Linked DNA regions of Homo sapiens: region 1 is linked to region 2. The links are chromatin contacts, found by Hi-C in ENCODE. All regions are on one chromosome and are shown on one strand. The core of a region is the stretch at or near the end of the contact, and the rest is flanking DNA. Distances in the headings are between cores, read along the strand shown. Region 1 overlaps EGFR (epidermal growth factor receptor). Region 2 holds the start of VWC2 (von Willebrand factor C domain containing 2).

Evidence for each region. Hi-C counts contacts between places; a loop is a spot of excess contacts on that map. Pooled maps may share reads with other maps.
Region 1: a loop to region 2 is called in a pooled map, with 11 times the contacts of the local background. The contact joins the enhancer-like site here to the promoter of VWC2 in region 2. A Hi-C loop is called at or near these places in 2 of 37 single-sample maps with no recorded cell type and 2 of 50 pooled maps.

Annotation. Positions count from the first base shown.
Region 1 is chr7:55,072,711-55,075,448 of GRCh38, forward strand. All of the region lies in intron 1 of EGFR (epidermal growth factor receptor), which reads left to right. Among named protein-coding and RNA genes, the nearest start is that of EGFR, 55 kb to the left of the region's middle. RefSeq lists enhancers at 967-2,166, 1,679-1,848. Within about 2 kb of position 1,366, at least 33 of the 41 ENCODE cell types and tissues checked have a DNase peak (open chromatin) inside an H3K27ac peak, as active enhancers do.
Region 2 is chr7:49,772,192-49,775,337 of GRCh38, forward strand. VWC2 (von Willebrand factor C domain containing 2) reads left to right here and starts at 1,447. Exons shown (of 4, transcript NM_198570.5): 1 at 1,447-1,922; 2 at 3,142-3,146.

The sequences.
Region 1 (2,738 bases), core at 116-2,615, 5.3 Mb after region 2:
TAGATAAATATTGACGGCTGCTTTTAACAGTCTGCTGTTTTGTCTCCTTTTGAGGTCCTTAAAGTAATCCTTAAAAAGATAGTGCAGATGGAAAGATGTCTGGAGTCAGTGAACCTGCCTTCTTTCCTGTGTGCTTGTCAGTTTCTAAAATGCCATACACAAAGGACTTTCATGATTTCTTTTTAGGTACATGATTACAGTTCAATTCACTTCACTGTCTGGAAAATTTCCTTATAATCAGGATGAAATTTCTCATGTTAGCCTTTCACATTTCACTACTTTTAGATAAGGAATTCTCAGGCTTTGCTATATCTGACTGCTCTTGGAGGCTGAGCTTTTGGCTAACTACCTGACTACTTTGTCGTTTCTCTTCCCTTGGAATGAAGCAAATATCTAACTTCTCACTCATTGTTTCTGCTATTTTACCATTTAGTCATCTGTGATTTTTCTAAATACTGAAAGACTTCCCTCAATTCAAACTATGTGCCGGATCAAGGAAAGGGCAGTTGGATATTGCAGACAGCATAGTGCAATTGTGAAGAGTGTCTGCTTACCAGCCACGCTGCCTTGCACAAGTTATCAAGCCTCTCAACCCACTTCCTCAATCTGTAAAATAGGTATGAGTGTAGGACCTTCCCAGGGGATTTTTTTGTGACTATAGAATGATTCTCAGAAGACTTTCAGGCAGTATGTGGGTGAGGCACATGCTGGAAAGGCTTCTGCAGGTGCAGTGATCAATGCTTTTCTCAGTGTGTACATCCCATAATACAGACACGTTACCAGAAACTCCCTAGCCAGGACTTTGATTGCAGCTCACATTTTGTATATGGCCCATAGGGAAATGAAGTGTGTATTTTTTATAAAGTTCAAGTGTTAACTTAATTTGGAATTTACTATCAAATCTCAGTTGTTATGGGCATTTATAGCTATTAATACTTCGTCCCATGTGTCCCATGAGGAAACCAAGGAACAGAAATTAAAGTTCTTTCTGGAGTCCCCTGAATCTCGTTCCTGTTCTTTTGCACCCTGTTAATTACATAGAGACATTCACAGCTCTTCTGACCTTATCAGCGTTAAGGAAAACAGAAAACCAGCGTGCTATTTGTTCTGTCCCTTAGTCAAGCCTTCTCAACATATATTTTTCTTCCAAGATTTTGCATGTGCACAGGGATGCCTATCCTCTACAAGAAACACATTTTAGGCAAATTATAATTAAAATGCTGTTTACATCTCTTCACCTTTAGAATTTAAAGAATGATCATTTCTTAGATTGCATCTCAGACACACCCTTCCCCTAGTCTGGAGAGGGCGAGGCCCATGGGTACTGCAAACAGCCTGACGTTGTCAGGGGCGGTCTCAACGGCTCATTCACCACATCTGCCTCGCGAAGGCTAAGCCATGTGCTGTTACCCCTGCTGCGCTCTGGCTCATTCTAAGGTACACGCTATTAACCTTGTGAGAAAACAAAGAGGCCAGCCCCACCCTTCCTGCTCACTCTGAGTCACGGTGAAAATGTTTCAGGATCTCGGGTTCGACCATGAGTCCTGTCCAGGTCCAGGAGGAAATTCGGAAGGACCACATGTTCACTCTGAGATCCCACTTTCATTTCCCTCCTGGTTGAGCAGCATTAATACTCTGGCTAGATTTAAATTCTGGCTTTCTCCAGTTAGAACTGAAAGTTATGACAATGTAATCAAAATAGAATGTGGGTTTACAGCTGGCCCCCTGGCCTGGTTTGTGAACATAAAACAGAAACAGAAAGTGTAAGTGGTGACATCATATTCTCTCATTCAATGTGAAAGGCCACCGAAGTCTTTCCAGAATTATTTTTGAGAATAATATGAATTTTTAAAAAATACCTAATTATTTTAAATATCGTCTTGCTTGCTCCCCAAATACCTACTGTTTTCAACTTGGATATACGACATGATTAAAGAATATCTAATATTTGGGAATGCATACTTTAACCTTATAAACTACCACTGTAAATAGACAGACTCATTAAAGTGAAAGGACATTTTAAATCAATTAGTAAGCAAATCAATTAGGTGGCAAAGACAAGATTATTTTTCCTTATGGTAGTTGAAGAATAATGCTTAACCTGTCATTCTAATTACCAAGCACGGTGTTCTCTTTGGAAGATCATTTCAACAAAACATTATTTTCATCCAGAATTTGAACCTTGAGATTGCATGGTATTTTAGAAATCTATTTTAGAAATCTTTGGCAAAGGTTACTATTAAAACAATCACATTCATGGAAAATCAGTATAAGAGCAACTAAAATAACTCACAATACCAGTAAAATCACTTTGTCATCTTCTTAAGACTTTTAAAGAGCATTTGTAAGTAACTGAATAGAAGGCCAAAGGGTGTGTAGGTAGCCCAGACCATCAGTGGGCAGCCAGGGCCAGGGCAGGGGCCACGGTTGCAGCCTGCATTCTTCTAAAGGGCAGAGCAAATTAAAGTTGAAGCAGGAGCTAAAAAAAAAAAAAAAAATGTTTCAAAGAATTCCACCAACCAGAGGATACTACCTAGGACAGTTTGGGCCTAACTTATCTGTGAAGGCCTCCAGCTTCCTCCACACCGGTGGCCACTTTTCATTCACTCTGAACCCTTCTTTGTATGGAGGTCATTTTATTAATTGAGCTGTGACCAACATGACAGAATTTCCTGTTTTAGGGCTTTTATAATATAGATAGTTTATATCTAATTTCAGAATATATTCACTGGGGAATG
Region 2 (3,146 bases), core at 197-2,696:
GGCTGCAGTGGGCCGTGATCATGCCACTGCACTGAAGCCTGGGTGACAAAGTGAGATCGTGTCTCTAAAACATTAAAAAAAAAAAAAAAAGGAAAAATGAGAGTGAGAACTGAAACAGCAGAAGGGCTCAAATCATCCTGTACATAGAAATCCTCCATCCAGGCCAGGCGCGGTGGCTCACCAGCATTTTGGGAGACCGAGGCAGGAGGATCACGAGGTCCGGAGATCGAGACCATCATGTCCAACATGGTGAAACCCCGTCTCACTAAAAATACAAAAACAAAATTAGCTGGGGGTGATGGCGGACGACTGTAGTCCCAGCTACTCAGGAGGCTGAGGCGGCAGAAAGGCATGAACCCGGGAATCGAGCTTGCAGTAAGTGGAGATCGCGCCACTGCGCTCCAGGCTAGGCCACAGAGCGAGACTCCGTCTGAAAAAAAAAAAAAAGAGAGAGAGAGAGAGAAAGAAATCCTCCATCCAGCCCTGTTGGTTGTGTATGTGTTGGAGGGGGTGGAGGGGCAGCCTTCTCAGGCTTTCAAGGAGGGCTCCCTAGCACCTCAGCTAAGATTTGTTTGTCTATACTATTAAAAGATAGACATAACTGTGTCCCAAACCAGCCTCCCCAGTTCCCACCAGCCAGAGCGCCTGACCTTGCAGGGAAGCTTATCTGTTTACCGTCCGAGCACTTTCAGGGATTCTAAAATGCCGTGAGTGGGAACCACTGCCATGGGCCATTTCCATGAAAATTCAATTTCGGGGATTAATTTGAACAGGTACTATTGACGTTTTCTCGTTTACACAAGATCAAAGAGTAAAAACAACCGGGCCTCTGCTTAACAGTTGAGGATTCTAGCAAAGTTAGGAAACAGGTTTCTATTTGTAGTAGAAGAGAGAGCAGGCAGAAAGAGGAAGATGGGAGCGGGGAGAGATTGGCAGAGATTCAGAAAGTTCGCGCTTGAGATTTTTACGTTTCTTACTCGTAAACGTCTATTTCTCTGGGTTTCTGAATGCAAAGACGAGAAAGTCTCAACAGTCTGCTAAACTAACACGGCCTTCGAATCCCAATCTGAACACAGTAGCTGAAACAAGCTGTCCACAAAGAGGAAAGCCAGAGGGGGCCAATTAGGAAGGAAGAAATTAAAGAAAAGAGAAAAGCCAAGATGAAAGGTCCAGCGCAAAGTGAATGACTCGACTGGAGAATGGCAGCCCTGGCAGGGTCTGCGGCCGGCTGCGGAGGTGGGGACGCGGCCGCGCGGACGAGTGACAGGTTGGTCCGGCGCAGCAAAGGGAGCGGGTGCGGCGGTAGGGCCTCTCCGGGGGCAGCGCGAGGGCCTCCCCCGGGGCAGCGCGGGCCAAGGCGGGGCCTCCAGAGCGGGGGCAGCAGAGGAGGGAGCGGAACGGGAGCCGGGCGGAGGCGGCTGCGGCAGGGGGAGGCGGGAGGCGGGCGCGCTAGCTCCCATGCTGGCCTCGGTGCCACTCGCGCGCCGGCCGCGCTCCGGGCTTCTCTTTTCCCTCCGACGCGCCACGGCTGCCCAGACATTCCGGCTGCCGGGTCTGGAGAGCTCCCCGAACCCCTCCGCGGAGAGGAGCGAGGCGGCGCCAGGGTGGCCCCCGGGGCGCGCTTGGTCTCGGAGAAGCGGGGACGAGGCCGGAGGATGAGCGACTGAGGGCGACGCGGGCACTGACGCGAGTTGGGGCCGCGACTACCGGCAGCTGACAGCGCGATGAGCGACTCCCCAGAGACGCCCTAGCCCGGTGTGCGCGCCAGGCGGAGCGCGCAGGTGGGGCTGGGCTGTTAGTGGTCCGCCCCACGCGGGTCGCCGGCCGGCCCAGGATGGGCGCTGGCAACCCGGGCCCGCGCCCGCCGCTGCTACCCCTGCGCCCGCTGCGAGCCCGGCGTCCGGCCCGCGCCCTGCGCTCATGTATGTAGGTTTGGCGCCGGTCTTCAGGGCTGAGGGTGCATGCTGGGTGTCCCCGCGCGGCCGGACGCGCTCCAGCTGGGTTCAGCCGCTCAGCTGCTCCGGAGGAACCCCCTCCCCCGCCCAAGTTTGTGAATATGGGCGCTTCGCCCAGTGTTGAGGTCGGCAGGGACCGGGCAGGGGGTCAGCAGGGCCGGGCACGTCCGGAGCCCTCAGGGAGGAGGGCTGAGGGGGAGGGGACAGACGCACCGGAGTGCGCAGAGTGGGGGCGTTCGGGGAGTGAGGCGGAGAGAGGCTGGATTGCCGGTGTCCTGCGGCGTCTCGGGCTCTCCCAGCCCCTTTGGGCGGCAGAAACTTTGGAATCCAGAAAGGCTGGCCGGGATCCAGCGAGTAGGAGGGTCTCGCGCCCACTCTGCGCCCTGGGGCCCCAGCCTCCCGCACTGCACACCTTGGTGCTGCCCGGGCGCTTCTGCTCCGCAGCCAGGACACTACAAGACTGAGCGCTGCGGCCGGCGACCTGGCTCCCAAGGCTCGGAGGGGCGGGCCGGCAGAGGAGCTGAAGCCCCGGGAATCCCCGACCCGGCCCTCTGGCAAGGGGCCGAGGGCATCCTTTCATGCAGCGGGGCTTAGAGAGCGGGGAGGGGGCGTCTGCTCCCGAGACGGGAGTCTTTTAAGAAGTTGTTAGAAATGAATCGTGGAGTCCTAGGAGAAGCTTTGTTTAACCTCCCCGCATTTTCCCAGCACAACCCCCTAAAGCAAATGAGGAAGAGTTTCCCTCTTATCTTCCTGTACATTCGTCCGTCTCTAACTCCACTGCTGAATTCTCCATTTAATAACCTTCGGGAAATGTGGCCAGGACCTAGGGAGGGACACCCTGGGTGCCTGAATTACGTGGTTCAAGGCAGAGCTTTGCAGGGGGGCGCGGGCCTGGCTCGCTGCGTTCCCTGGGCTCCGCAAGCCGCCCTTGGCCATCTCCAACACTAATCACGACTACATCAGAAACACGCCGGCCGGTGTCGTTCTTGGATTTCGCTTCCAATGTATCGCTCCACAGTTTGTGATGTCTAAGAACCCCGGCCGTGCACCGACGCTGGGCATGCTGCCCCCGCCCCCGTCGCCCAGCTCGTTAATCTAGAGCTATGCCGGAGCCCGGGTGGGGGCCGCGGCGGGCCGGGGCGCGCGCGGGCCGCGGGGCTCAGTTGTGCTGCTGTTCTCTCCGCAGGGACG